Linked DNA regions of Homo sapiens: region 2 is linked to region 1. Evidence: chromatin loops called from intact Hi-C (ENCODE). Cell type or tissue: PC-9. All regions are shown on one strand. Links, peaks and the distances in the headings refer to the core of each region. The heading gives the core; the rest is flanking DNA.

The links. Peaks named below come from ENCODE experiments on the same cell type or tissue, not always from the same donor. Only the 100,000 strongest peaks of a DNase experiment are listed, where the experiment ranks them.
Region 2: it touches region 1 in a loop (2.3-fold over the local background); 2 of 110 quality-filtered maps call a loop at or near these places.

Annotation. Positions count from the first base shown.
Region 1 is chr5:172,405,663-172,413,106 of GRCh38, reverse strand. SH3PXD2B (SH3 and PX domains 2B) reads left to right here. Exons shown (of 13, transcript NM_001017995.3): 3 at 6,755-6,830. Among named protein-coding and RNA genes, the nearest start is that of SH3PXD2B, 45 kb to the left of the region's middle. RefSeq lists an enhancer at 1-406. In PC-9, for the core only: no CTCF peak of the experiment used is centred there; DNase peaks (open chromatin) are centred at 2,826 and 5,046; H3K27ac peaks cover 2,782 bases.
Region 2 is chr5:172,310,320-172,317,763 of GRCh38, reverse strand. No RefSeq gene overlaps it. Among named protein-coding and RNA genes, the nearest start is that of UBTD2, 30 kb to the right of the region's middle. RefSeq lists enhancers at 1,835-1,924, 1,955-2,044. In PC-9, for the core only: no CTCF peak of the experiment used is centred there; DNase peaks (open chromatin) are centred at 2,323 and 2,813; H3K4me3 peaks cover 1,267 bases; H3K27ac peaks cover 2,799 bases.

The DNA.
Region 1 (7,444 bases), core at 843-5,842:
GAGGGGGTAAACCCCTCCCAAGTCCAGCCTCAATGGCTGCTGCTAACGCAAACCACGTGTGGTGGCCAGCTTCCATGGCGTGTTCTTTGGACAGCGTGTCTCGCATTCCCTCTACCGCAAGCTGATGTCTTGAAAACTGCTGATGGAGTGTTCTCTCTTTCTTCTTGGAAGCCTGTGATGTGGCAACTTGATGTGACTCCTTCTCCCTTCCTACTCCCCAAATGACTCATCTTCCTCTTCAGTTTCCAGTCCTCCTCACCCTGAGCGCCACTTCTTTTGTTATCTGGGGGGAGCGCGGGTAGTGGGTTTTCTCATTACCAAGGATGACATGGGTTAGGCTTTGAGGAGCATGCCTCTGCTCCTGCTGCTGCAGACAGCCTGGGCCTGGTCCCTTGGAGAACCTACTTCAAGGCCTTTGGATGCCTAGTGTTACAGTTCTCTGCATAGATGCAATTGGTGGCCGTAAACCTGGACACACCAAGACCAGCTCGGCAAGGAAAGCTTGCAGGGCTCTAATCCCCCAGCATCTTATCCTGAGTCCTAGTCTTTGCAACTAGCAAACTCACAGATGGCCGTTGACATTGGACACAGTGATGAAGAAAACGAAATAAAATTGGATGTGGTTTAAATAGGAGGATATTGTGATAGTCCAGCCCTGCACTGTCCGGGATGGCAGCTGCTCGTCACATGAGGGTATTTAAATGTAAATTCAAGTCAATTAAAGAAAATTTTTAAATTGAGCTCCTGAGTTGCAGGAGCAGCATTTCACCTGCTCAATAGCTACCAGGAGGCTAGTGGCCACTGGATTGGACAGCAAGATGTAGAACACCTCCATGATGGCAGAAAGTGCCAGCAGACAGCCCTGCTACAGCCACGGGGCCACCCGGGCAGTCCTGAGGGGTTTTTTGCCAACCTTAAAACACAGCCTCACAATCAAATATTATTCAGCCTTAAAAAAGAAGGAAATTCTGCCACATGCTATAAAATGGATGGAGCTTGAGGACCTTATGCTAAGTGAAATATGCCAGTCCCAAAAGGGCAAGTACTGTGTCATCCACTTATTGGAGGTAGCTACAGCAGTCAGATTCATAGAGGCAGAAAGCAGAGTAGTGGTTGCCAGGGCCCAGGGGGAGGGAGAGGGGGGAGTCACAGTTTCAGTTTTGGATGATGAAGAGGTTCCAGAGATGGATGGTGGTGATGTTTACACAACATTGTGAATGTGCTGAATGCCACTGAACTGTACACCCAAGTGTGGTTGAAATGGTAAATCTTCTCTTGTGTATATTTAACACGATTAAAAAAAAAAAACCACACAGCCTTACAGACTACTAAAAGTTATCCCCAAATAACTTTCAAAATAACATATTCAATATGGGCAGAGTGTAAGGAGCGGGGATTTCTTGCTGAGCATCTGGTGTGCTCCCCAGAGTTTCCACATAGCACTCATTTACCCAGCCCCGCCGCGGAGCAGGCTGCGTCCCTCATCCTGCAGACGGCCAAACAGGCTCAGGGATGAAGTGTCTGGCCAAAGACACACAGCTGGCATGAGGAAGCATCAGGATTGAACCCCAGGGCTGTTGGGTCCCCAGCAGTCATGTCTGTGGTTAGACTATGCAGTATTTAAACCCAGATCTGCCACCTCCAACAAATAAAACAAAGGGAGGCCTTTCAGCTCCTTGGGCCATGCTGATCTGGGTAAAATCAAGTCAGGACAAAGGGCAAGAGAGCAGCTTCTTAAGACCAGGCAGTAGAGACCCCTCTGAGGACTGAAAAACACAGCAGTGGCAGGGACTCATTGGCTGACATGTACATTCAGGCAGGGACTCCAAAGGAACCCGGAGATTGGAAATAGTCATGTTAGGGTGGACAGATTACTGGTGCATTCTTTAAAAAAAAAAAAGTTCCCTTTAATGGTGTTTCATTGTCTTAACAAATAAAATTGAGAAGGGAAAAAGTAGATAGTGTTAGGCAAAAACCTATAAATCTCTAACATACTCCACAGCTGAGACTGATTAATGGCTCTGCTTTCGAAAAGAAAGCATGCTGTTCACATGTGCACAGAATATTAAACTTACCTCATCTCAGGCTGACTTTTGTGTTCACGTGACACTCTGAAGCTGCCTCAAAGAGTGGTCTTAGGCAAAAAGAATGGAATTTAGACAAAGATGCATGGACTGGCTGGACACACCACTTAGCTGTGTGACTTCAGGCAAGTTCACTGCCCTCTCTGCTTCTCAGTTACCTCATCTGTGACAAGGGGAATGTAACATTTATGTCACAGAGTTACTGTCAAGGTCACATGAAATCGTATATGAGAGGACATGTTCACTGTGAACTGTTATATACGTGTTAGTTGTGATTACTAATTATTATTTAGTATTAGTAATGTGAATATTATTCCTCAGAGTTACTTAGCAAACATCTCCTGAAGTTGCCTCCCAAAGCGTTTGCTCAGTTGCGTTCATTGGTTCAGCCAATTTTTTTTTAATCAGTAAACTTTAGTTTTTAGAGAAGTTTTAGGTTCTCAGAAAAATTGACTGGAAAGTACAGAGCATAGCCCCTTGTCCTCGCCACTCACAACCTCTCTTCATCGACATCAAGTTCAGCCCGTTTTTATTGAGCATCTACTATGTGCTGGCATTGAAGAGCTCTTGGATTCACAAAAAGAAGGCTGCCTTTTCCAGCAAGTCCCCACTGTGGCCTCACCTGTCTCTGAATGACAGTGGACCAAGCATTTCCACCTCACCAGGCAACAGAACAGGGGACAATGACTCAAAACCACAAATAAAACCACATGTTTAAAATACTGGCAAGGATGTAGAGAAAAGGGAACTCTTACACACAGTTGGTGGGAACGTAAACTAGTATAGCCACCATGGGAAACAATGTAGAGGTTCCTCAAAACACTGCAAAGAGAACTTCCATATGATTCAGCAATCCCACCACTAGGCATTTATCCAAAGGAAAGGAAATCAGTATATCTAAGAGATAATACATCCCATGTTGATTGCAGCTCTAGTCACAGCAGCCAAGGTGTGGAATCAGCCTAAGTACCCATCAGCAGATGAATGGATAAAGAAATTGTGGTATGGGCCGGGCACAGTGGCTCATGCCTGTAATCCCAGCACTTTGGGAGGCCGGGGCAGGTGGATCACCTGAGGTCAGGAGTTCAAGACTAGCCTGACCAAGATGGTGAAACCCCGTCTGTACTAAAAATACAAAAATTAGCCAGGTGTGGTGACCCATGCCTGTAATCTCAGCTACCGGGGAGGCTGAGGCAGGAGAATCGCTTGAACCCAGGAGGCGGAGGCTGCAGTGAGCCAAGATCGTGCCATTGCACTCCAGCCTGGGCAACAAGAGCGAAATTCTGTCTCAAAATAAAGAAAAGAAAAGAAAAAGAAAAAGAAAATGTGGTATGCATACACAATTGAATACTATTCAGCCATCAAAAATAAGGAAATCCTGTCATTTGCAGCAACATAGATGCCACTGGAGGACATTATGTTAAGTGAAATAAGCCAGGAACATAAAGTTCTCACTTACATGTGGAAGCTAAAAAAGTTGATCTCATAAAGTGAAAAGTAGCACAGAGGATAACTAGAGGCTGGGGAGGGTAGGGGGAAGTGGGGAGATAGGGAGAGATTTGTAAAAGGAAACAAAATCACAGCTAAATAGGAGGAATAAGTTCTAGTGTTTTGAGTGTTTTTGGTTTTGTTTTTGTTTTGAGACAGAGTTTTGCTCTTGTTGTCCAGGCTGTAGTGCAATGGCGCGGTCTCGGCTCGCTGCAACCTCCACCTCCCAGGTTCAAGCAATTCTCCTGCCTCAGTCTCCCTAGTAGCTGGGATTACAGGTGCCCGCCACCACGCCCAGCTAATTTTTTTGTATTTTTAGTGGAGAGGGGGTTTCACTGTTAGTCAGGCTGGTCTCGATCTCCTGACCTCAGGCCATCCACCCACCTCGGCCTCTCAGAGTGCTGGGGTTACAGGTGTGAGCCACCGCGCCTGGCCAGTTCTAGTGTTTTATAGTACTGTGGGATGACTATAGTTAACAATAGCGTATTATATAGTTTCAGATAGCTGGAAAGAAAACATTGAATATTTCTAACACAAATAAATGATACATGTTTGAGATGATGAATGTGTAAATATGCTGATCTGATCACTACATATTATGTGAATCAACATTACTAATGTACCCCATGAATATATACAATTATTATGTGTCAATTAAAAATTAAATTTTAGAAATTTAAAAATTAAAATAAACTAGAAAGTGAAAACCCAGGCCAGGCGTGGTGGCTCATGTCTGTAATCCCAGCAGTTTGAGAGGCCGAGGCAGGCAGATCACCTGAGGTTAGGAGTTCGAGACCAGCCTGGCCAACATGGTAAAACCCCGTCTCTACTAAAAATAAAGTTAGGCAGGCGCCTGTAATCCCAACTACTTGGGAGGCTGAGGCAGGAGAATTTCTTGAACCTGGGAGGTGGAGGTTGCAGTGAACCAAGACCATGCCATTGCACCCCAGCCTGGGCAACAAGAGGGAAACTCCATCTCAAAAAAAAAAAAAAAAAAAAAGTGATAACCCAAAGCACACAAAAGAAAGGCAGTAATTAAGATAAGAAATTGACAGCCTGAGCAACATGGCAAAAGCCATCTGTACAAAATACAAAAAAATTAGCTGAGCATGGTGGCACACGCCTATAGTCCCAGCTGCTCTGGAGGCTGAGATGGGAGGATCACCTGAGCCCAGGGAGATTGAGGCTGCAGTGAGCCATGATTGTGCCACCGCACTCCAGCCTGGGTGACAGAGCAAGACCCTGTCTCAAAAAAGAAAAGAAATTGAGAACAGAAAAAGAATAAAGAAAATCAGTGAAACTAAAAGCAAGTTCTTTGAAACGATAAAGATTAATAAACCTGTAGCTAGCGACCAAGGGAAAAAAGAGAGAAGGAAAAAAAAAAACCCACAGTTTAAAAGTTTAAAGACTTCTGGGGCAAGGCCGTGCATTCCAGCAGCTTCCAGGATGCGCAGCCAAGCTGAGGCTGACTCACCTGCCCAGGGCATCGTGTAGAACAGCACCAAAGAGGCCGGGAGCTCCAGCCTGGGAAAGCAGCCCTGGCCTTTTTAATTGTCTTTGTAGCATTTCAGAGGCGAGGTGATTTGATGATAAAGAAGCAAGTGGTCTTCAGTCTCTGGCCCCTCCGCTTTGTTGGCTACAGGCCTTCAGTTTCCTGGACAGTCAGGTCCACCTTAAAGCAATGATCGAGGATTTAATGAGGGAATGTTTCTAAAGAATCTAGCCCATGTCTGGCAGATAGTAGGTGTTTCGTATACATATCTCTGTTCTCTCCCACTTCGGGTCCTCCCCTCCCTCCCCAAATGCCTACACAATAGCTGGTGTATTTCTCCTGGACTTTTCAAAGTTTCTTTTATTCCATGAGAGGGACAGATCTCAAGTGCCAGAGTGACTTTCCTGTGGGCAGGCTTTTCACATTCCAGCCATTACTCCACAAGGCTTGGGACTTTCTCCCTCACCATCTGCTTTGATTCCTTGACCCGTGTACTAAACAGGGTAGGTTAAGATGCTGCTTATGCAGATAACCTCACTATACAACCAGAGCATCTTGGCATAGCTCACTCAGGCCACATGTCCAGCAGAGGTCACTGGGGTCTTTGGACCTCATCCCATGACCGCGGCCAGCAGAGAAGCCAGGCTCTGGAGAGTGGCCAATCCCCATGGAAGAGGGAAATAGCAAGTGGGAAAGCATCCACCAGTCATCATCTTCCACCCTGAAGTGACACATGTCTCCAGCTCACATGGATTGGCCACATCCTACTTCAAGGGACTGGGGAAAGTACAAATCTACCATGTGCTCAGAAGAAGAACCAGAAATATTTGACAACAGCGTTAATGACTTCCGCAGCCCAGCTTTAATCCATAAAATAACGCTGCAAGTCAGTGTCCTTATGGCAGACTTAAAGATGAGGTCCTAAAAGGTTTTGTCACTTTCCTAAGACCCCATGGGGAGTAAGAAGCAGATCCTCGTGATTTTGTATGCCAAATCCGATATTTCACATGAAGTCCCTGAAGCTTTCAGAGATACGTTTATGGTACTATGAAAGGTTTTTGTTTTGGGGACTCTGCCCTCTTGTACCTCTACCCCCACAGCAGCCTACACCTCCCTCTCTTTGCACCACCTTTTAATGATCAGTTCTCTTCTCAGTCCCCTCTCTAGATTATGAATCTTTTCCTCGCTGTCTCCTGTTCCTCTAGCACAGAGCCAGGCCCAAAGCTATCTGTTGAGCCGACCTGAAGAATTCTTCCTGGGTCAGGGGAATATAGTGCCCTCATAAGCATGAACCGAACCACATTGATTGGATGCTAATGATTTATTCCTTACCTCAACCCAGAAATACTTAGGAGCAGGATGACCTGCTGTCCATGAAATCCTGGTGGCCCTGAGAGTGTTGTTCACGTTTCAGATCCTGTGGATGGAGAACCCCAGGAAAGCCGGGAATGGTCTCTCCTAACTCTGAACCTTCACAAATCTGGCGGCTGTGGATATAAACATTGTTTTCATGGGGTTTCTAGGTCCAACTGAAATTGCCTTTCCCATTAGTTTGGGTTTCTGGAAAGCTGAACGCAGTGAACTTTTAGTATATCACATCACATATTTCACATAATTTCTTTAAAATGTCCTAGATGATGTTTAGTGCATTATGAAAGGTTTTTGTTTTTGGTATTCGCCCCCCACTTAGATGCAGATGTTGGACAAATTTCCCATGGAAGGAGGACAGAAGGACCCCAAGCAGCGGATCATCCCCTTTCTGCCAGGTAGGTGAGATGGGTGCTCTCAGACTGGGACACTGGGGGCTCTGTTACAGTTCCCAGAGCCCTTGGGACAGTTTATCAGCTTGTCTTCCTTTATCAGGGGACACCATCCCACTGACCAGAATCTCAGCCATTTGTAGAAATTAACCCATTTATGCCGGAGGTTGCAATTTTTTGTATTTTTACATGAGTGAAAAATCAGACCTTGGCAGTGACCTTGAGCAGTAATATATAAATAATTCCCACAGGCTTAGCATTCCAATAATGGAACACTAGGCATAAGTGGGTTAATGACTGAGTACTTGGGTTTTGGCATTAGATGCTACACCATTTACTAGCTGATGAATGACTTTGAGAAGACCCTTTACCTCTGGGATCCTCAGTTTCTCCCATCTCTAAAATGGGAATAATTCGAACTCAGAAAGTTTTTCTAGTGAGTGCTTTCTGTTTCTATAACTATGGTATTCGTTTTCTATTCTTACATAACAAATTACCACCAATTTAATAGCTTAAAACACCCATGTGTTACCTCACAGGTCTGTGGGCCAAAAATCCAGGCAGGGTTTTTGGCCCAACTGGGTTCTGCTCAAGGTCTCATGAGGCTGAAGTCAAGATGT
Region 2 (7,444 bases), core at 861-5,860, 95 kb after region 1:
GTTTCACTCTTATTGCCCAGGCTGGAGTGCAATGCACGATCTCTGCTCACTGCAACCTCTGCCTCCTGGGTTCACCCGATTCTTCTGCCTCAGCCTCCCAAGTAGCTGGGATTACAGGCGCGAGACATCACGACCGGTTAATTTTTTGTATTTTTAGTAGAGACGGGGTTTCACCATGTTGGCCAGACTGGTCTCGAACTCCTGACCTCAGGTGATCCACCACCTCTCTCCCACTCCGCCTCCCAAAGTGCTGGGATTACAGCTGTGAGCCACCGCGCCCAACCTTGGGGAGCTCTTTTCTACTGTACTTGCCAAGCTGGCTGAATTTAGCCTACAGATGCTAGTAACCATATTGGTCATCTCAAGCGCAGAGCTTGCAGGAGAACAAAGCCTAATACAAAGGAAAGCAGAACAAAAATAGAGTGTAGGTGACACTGTTTGAAACTCTGCATCCAGCTGTGCCTGAAGGTGAATCAATGAACCAGCGATTTTCTTAAGTGACTGGGTTAAGTTTCTGTCACTGGCCACAAAAGAGTCTTAATAAACATATGGATTCAGGGAGCATGTTTATTTTCAATTTTTTTTTTTTTTTTTTTTTTTTTTGAGACGGAGTCTCACTCTGTCACCCAGGCTAGAGTGCAGTGGCGCGATCTCGGCTTACTGCAAACTCCGCCTCCCGGGTTCACGCCATTCTCCTCCCTCAGCCTCCCTAGTAGCTGGGACTACAGGCGCCTGCCACCACGCCCGGCTATTTTTTTTGTATTTTTAGTAGAGACGGGGTTTCACCGTGTTATCCAGGATGGTCTCCATCTCCTGACCTCGTGGTCCTCCCGCCTCAGCCTCCCAAAGTGCTGGGATTACAGGCGTGAGCCACCATGCCCGGCCCAATTTTTTTTTTTTTTAACCAGGCTGTTGCCGGGCACCGTGGCTTGTGCCTATAATCCCAACTCTTTGGGAGGCCGAGGTGGGCAGATCACCTGAGGTTGGGAGTTTGAGACCAGCCTGACCAACATGGAGAAACCCCATCTCTACTAAAAATACTAAATCAGCCAGGCATGGTGGCGTATGCCTGTAATCCCAGCTGCTCAGGAGGCTGAGGCTGGAGAATCGCGTGAACTCGGGAGGCGGAGGTTGCGGTGAGCCGAGATGGCGCCATTGCACTCCAGCCTGGGCAACTAAAGCAAAACTCCACCTCAAAATATATATATATAACAAAATAAAGTCAGGCTGTTAAAGGAAAAACTTGAGCTGAATTAAATTTAAGAGAGTTTAATTGAGCAAAAAACAATTCACCAATCAGGCAGCCCCAGAATCACAGTAGATTCAGAGAGACTCCAGGGATGCCTCATGGTCAGAACAAATTTATAGACAAAAAAAGGGAAGCGACATACAGAAATCAGAAGTGAGGTACAGAAACAGCCGGATTGGTTACAGGTTGGCGTTTGCCTTATTTGAACACAGTTTGAACACTCAGCAGTGTATGAGTGGTTGAAGGATGGCCACTGGGATTGGCCAGGACTCAGCTATTGTTACAGGCGCATACTCCTAAGTTAGGTTTTCAATCTTGTCTACTTACTAAGTTAGGTTGCAGTTTGTCCACAAAGACTCAAATAAAGACGTACAGAATCCTTCTCAGGCCATATGTAGTTTGGTTTCACAAGGCCTATTTAGAGATTACAAATTTCACCAAGTCCATTGAACAACTGGGTATTAAGGGCATTGTGGGGGTGTGCAGGGGACCATAAAGATGAGTAAGACTGTCCCTGACCTCAAGGTTCACCTCTAGAAGGGAATATAGACAAAGCAACTCCACTTTACAGTCATGCTGTTACCGGAAAGGGGTCTCGGTCCCCAAGAGAGGGGTCTCGGTCCCCAAGAGAGGGTTCTCGGATCTCACGCAAGAAAGAATTCAGGGAAAGTCCACAGAGTAGAGTGAAAGCAAGTTTATTAGGAAAGTAAAGGAATGAACGAATGGCTACTCTATAGACAGAGCAGCCCTGAGGGCTGCTGTTTGCCCATTTTTATGGCTATTCCCTGATGATATGCTAAACAAGGAGTGGATTATTCATGCCTCCCATTTTTAGACCATATAGGGTAACTCCCTGACATTGCCATGGCATTTGTATACTGTCATGATGCTGATGGGAGTGTAGTAGTGAGGATGACCAGAGATCACTCTCGTGGCCTTCTTGGTTTTGGTGGGTTTTTGCCGGCTTCTTCACTGCAACCTGTTTTATCAGCAAGGTCTTTATGATCTGTGTTTGTGCTGACCTCCTATCTCATCCTGTGACTCAGGATGCCTTAACAGTCTGGGAATGAAGCCCAGCAGGTCTTAGCCTCACTTTACTCAGCTCCTATTCAAGACAGAGTTGTTCTGGTTCACACACCTCTGACAATATCACGATCCGTGTTGCACTTGAGAGATTATGAGCACAGTAGAAGAACAAAGACAGGGAAGATCAATTCTGACCCAGGGTTGTCTGGGAGAGAAGGGAGTGTGGGTGCTTTAACTGTACAATAATTTCCAGACATTTAACAGTGCTCTCTTGCCTGGATTCTGGAAGTCATTCTGAGAATGCCTGTTTTCATTAGATTTTAATCACCCACAGGTCATATATTCCTTTAACGAATGCCTGATGACACCATGCAGAATGAAATGCGCTTTACTGCCTGCTTGGAATGTGTGCAGGCCTGCCTCATGGACCCCTAGAAGTTTCCTTCCAAAAGCAGTCCAGGTATGGTGAGAGGGAGGAATGGGGAGAACAGAAGCCCTATCTCTTACATACCTATACAGGGAGTGTACAACTCAGTTTGGTCCCTGGCCTCCTGTTGTCAGAGGGTGTGTAATTTCAGCTGGGTGGGGCTATGAGGTAAAGATTTCATGTCTGCCACTGCTTGGCTTTTTTTTTTTTTTTTTCTGAGACGGAGTCTCGCTCTGTCGCCCAGGCTGGAGTGCAGTGACGCGATCTCAGCTCACTGCAAGCTCCGCTTCCCAGGTTCACGCCACTGCTTGCTTTTGAAAGGTCTACCCACCCATAGCTCCAATGCATGAAACGCTTCATATAGCTTTGCTGCTTACAGCTCCTCAGTTACTCCTCACTTGCCGGGGATCAAGCCTAAGCCTTTTTTTTTTTTTTTTTTTTTTGAGATGGCATCTCACTCTGTCCCCCAGGCTGGAGTGCAGTAGCGCGATCTTGGTTCACCGCAACCTCTGCCTCCCGGGGTTCAAGCGATTCTCTCGTCTAAGCCTTCCGAGTAAAAGGGATTACAGGCACCTGACACCACACCCAGCTAATTTTTGTATGTTTAATAGAGACAAGGTTTCACCATGTTGGACAGCCTGGTCTCAAACTCCTGACCTCAAGTGATTCGCCTGCCTCAGCCTCCAGTGCTGGGATTACAGGAGTGAGCCACCTCGCCCAGCCCTAAGTCTTTTAATATGGCACACAAGGATGCTTCTTTATGAGTTAACACTGAGTACTTGGGAGACAAAGACAAATAAAACCTTTCCTACCCTCAAGTGAGAGAAACTCAACTGAGACTTACAGGAAATAAAATTTAAAACTACTGACTTACGAAACTGAAAATTCCACGGGGTAGATTCAAGCATTGCTGAATTTGGCTCAGATTATTTCTCAGGGGTTGGATTCTTCCTCTTTCTCAGCTGTATTTTCCTCTATGTTAGTGTCCCGCTTGGGTAGGCTCTCGCCAACTGGAGAGCAGCCCCAATTTTTTCCCTTTTAGGGACTCCAAGCAGCTGCAAGTTTACTTCCTCCAAAATTCATGGGCAGAAGAAAAGGCTCTTCTAAACAATTGGTTGGCAGGGCATGGTGGCTCATACCTGTAATCCCAGCACTTTGGAGGCCAAGGCAGGTGGATCACTTAAGGTCAGGAGTTTAAGGCCAGCCTGGCCAACATGGTGAAACCCTGTCTCTACTAAAAATACAAAAATTAGCTGGGTGTGGTGGCAGGTGCCTGTAATCCCAGCTACTCGGGAGGCTGAGGCAGGAGAATTGCTTGGACCCGAGAAACAGAGGTTGGAGTGAGCCAAGATCGTGCCACTGCACTCCAGTCTAGGCAACAGAGTGAGACTCCGTCTCAAAAAAAAAAAAAAAAAAACAAATTAACAATTTATTGGTTATTTGGGGAGTTGTTTCAGGAGTTTATTGTTTGTTTTTTAAAGTCCTGGATCTGCCTCTTCTTAGCTTAGTTGAATCACATGACCATCCTAGAGCAATCCTGGGTTTGGGATGCACTGATTGGCTTGAGTCTGAGACTTGGGACCACGCTGGAGTGGGGAAGAAGTGGGCTCCACCAGAATCAGATGGACTAAGAGTCATAGATGGGAGGAACTGGCTCTTCAGAGGGAATTCTGGCCTTCACTACTGGAGGAAGAATGAACGAATACTGGGCAGGCACAAACTACACAGATTAAAATCTAACCTTTATTCCACCGTGGCAATAAGTCCATTGTCTGGTCATAATGCAGAGTGTTCTGTATGGAGTCCAAAAAACTGTGTTGAAGAGCAAGACTTTGTAGAGTTTCTTCAATATTTTTCAAAGGGCACAATACTCTGATTTCTAGGATTCTTTCCAGTTATCCAGAGAAAAGTTTATCTTCTTATTTGTAGACTAGAGAAAGAAAAGTCACAAGATAATAGGAACATTCCTTAGGAAGATCCAATTCCATCTGCTCGAATTATTTGCTTAACCAGCAACCGTCTAAACTATAGCTGGGGCCAGGCGCGGTGGGTCACGCCTGTAATCCCAGCACTTTGAGAGGCCGAGGCTGGCTGATCACTTGAGGTCAGGAGTTTGAGACCAGCCTGGCCAACATGGCGAAACCCTGTCTCTACTAAAAATACAAAAATTAGCCGGGCGTGGTGGTGGGCGCCTGTAATCCCAGGTACTCAGGAGGCTGAGGCAGGAGAATCACTTGAACCTGGGAGGTGGAGGTTGCAGCGAACCGAGATCACACCATTGCACTCCAGCCTGGGTGACAGAGCAAGACTCCACCTCAAAAAAAAAAAAAAAAAAAAAACCATACTTGGGTGTCTTGAAAGGTCCCACCTGCCACATCAGAAGGGAGACCCTGTGACCAGGACTGAGTGGGTGGTTAATTTCCCCAGCATAAATGAACAATGTGGAATTCCATCATATGCATCTATCTGTTCTTTGTCATCTCCCTGAGCTTGCTCCTCCCATGGAAAGATCAAATCAGGCACTTGAACTTGGACAGCCTCCTTGCCGTGGTTTTTCAGTAAGTAGAGATGATGCCTCAATAATTAGGCAGGCTGGGGGAATCAGCCTCTCTCTTTGCTACTTGTTAGCTGAGACATTGCCCTTTCAGAGCCAAAAGCAATATTTTCATCCCTACTAACTTAGATTCCTGGCTTGCTGTAATTTAACAAATATTTTTCTAAATAGCTACCATGTATTACCATGTATTCACATTGGCCACCTGTGGTAGGTTGAACTATTTATTATTGGTCCCAGTTTTTCACCCCTCCATGTGTCCACACCTCTTGCCTGGGACTTTGCGCTCTCTCCCACCAAGTACTTCCTGGCCTTCCCCCATCCTTACATCTCCCTTCCTCCGCAGTGAGAACCCTGGCCTCCAATAATATCAATGTCTACTATCAAATCTACTCATTTGCTCAATCCTATAATATACCAAAGATAATTTTTGTGTTGTTTTGCCCATTTCAGTACAAAAATCAAATCTAATAAAACAGAAGTCAGGGTTTGTTTGCAATTTGCTTCCCAACCCCAACCCTGACCAAAACCAAGGACAAATATATAGTGTCCTCATACGGATTTGTTCTTTTCTTTCCTTCAATGTGGTTATATTATTCATCGGAAATGCTGTTAAATCAATTTGTTTTGGTTTGCTTTTAAAGACAGAATGTACTTCCCCACTCTGACTTTGGGCTTGACCATGTGACTTGCTTTGGTCAGTGGGATGTTGCCAGATGTGACGCAGCAGTGGGCCCCACCTGTGTTTCTGCAGTTGGCTGTGCCTCCTTTCTTGTACTAGTGCCTTAATCATGAGAGGACCATATTCTGCCTAGCCCAGTGGTCCAAGGAAGATGAGAGACACCTGAGGTGGGCCTGGACGCAACCCTCTGCTGGAGTGAAAGCCAACTGATTAATTAGCCTCAGCTGACCTGAAGACACATGCGGTAGCATAAATTATTTGGAAATAATTTCAAAAAATTTGTTTGAATTTCAACATATTGTTTGCAATTATTGTTAACATTTTATCCCATTGGTTCTCTCTCTCTCTTTTTTTTTTTTCAATTTTTTTTGAGACACAGTCTCACTCTGTCACCCAGGCTAGAGTGCAGTGGCGAGATCTTGGCTCACTGCAACCTCTGCCTCCCAGGTTCAAGCGATTCCCCTGCCTCAGCCTCCCTAGTAGCTAAAACTACAGGTGCGCGCCACCACGCCCAGCTAATTTTGTGTATGTGTATTTTTAGTAGAAATGGGGTTTCACCATGTTAACCAGGCTTGTCTCAAACTCCTGGCTCAAGTGATCCCCCTGCCACCCCCCGCCCTTGGCCTCCCAAAGTGCTGGGATTAGAGGTGTGAGCCACCCAGCCCAGCTCCACTGGTTCTCTTGTATGTAAATTTTGGGGAGGAAACATTTGAGAATAAGTTGCATATATCACGCATTTCTTCCCCTAAATACATCAGCATGTTTTGCCTAAGAATAAGAACATTCTCTTTTATTATATAATCACAGAGCGGTTGTTAACTTCAGGAAATTTCACACCAATACAATATATTTATCTAACCTACCATTTATATTCCAGTTCTATCAATTGACCCAATCATGTCCTTTATTGAATTGTGTCTCTTTAATCTCCTGTAATCTGAAACAGTTTCTCAGCTGTTCTTTAACTTTAATGACATTGACCTTTTTAAAAATAGAGCCCTCATGTTTATTACAGAATGTCCCTCCATTTGCATTTGACTGTTATTTCCTCATGATTCCATTCAGGCTATGCATCCCCAGTCTGAACATCGTACACGTGGTGCTCCATCACTCTCAGGGTATCCCATTCGAAGGCACAAGGTGTCCATCTGCCCCACTTTGGTGATGTTAATTTTGATCATTTGGTCAAGGTGTTGTCAATTTTTTTCTTCTCTACAGTTACTATTTTTTTCTCTTGCAACAAATAAGCAATCTACGGCAAGATATTTTAAGACAGTCAAATAAATATCAAGTGCTACATTAAAATTTCCTTCATAAATTTAGCATCCATTGATGATTTTCCCTGAACCAGTCTTTTTTTTTTCTTTGTTTTGAAACAGGGTCTCACTTTGTCGCCTAGGCTGGAGTACAGTGGCACTATTATAACTCACTGCAGCCTCGACCTCCTGGGCTCAAGTAATCCTCCTGCCTCAGCCTGAGTAGCTGGAACTACAGGCATGAACCATC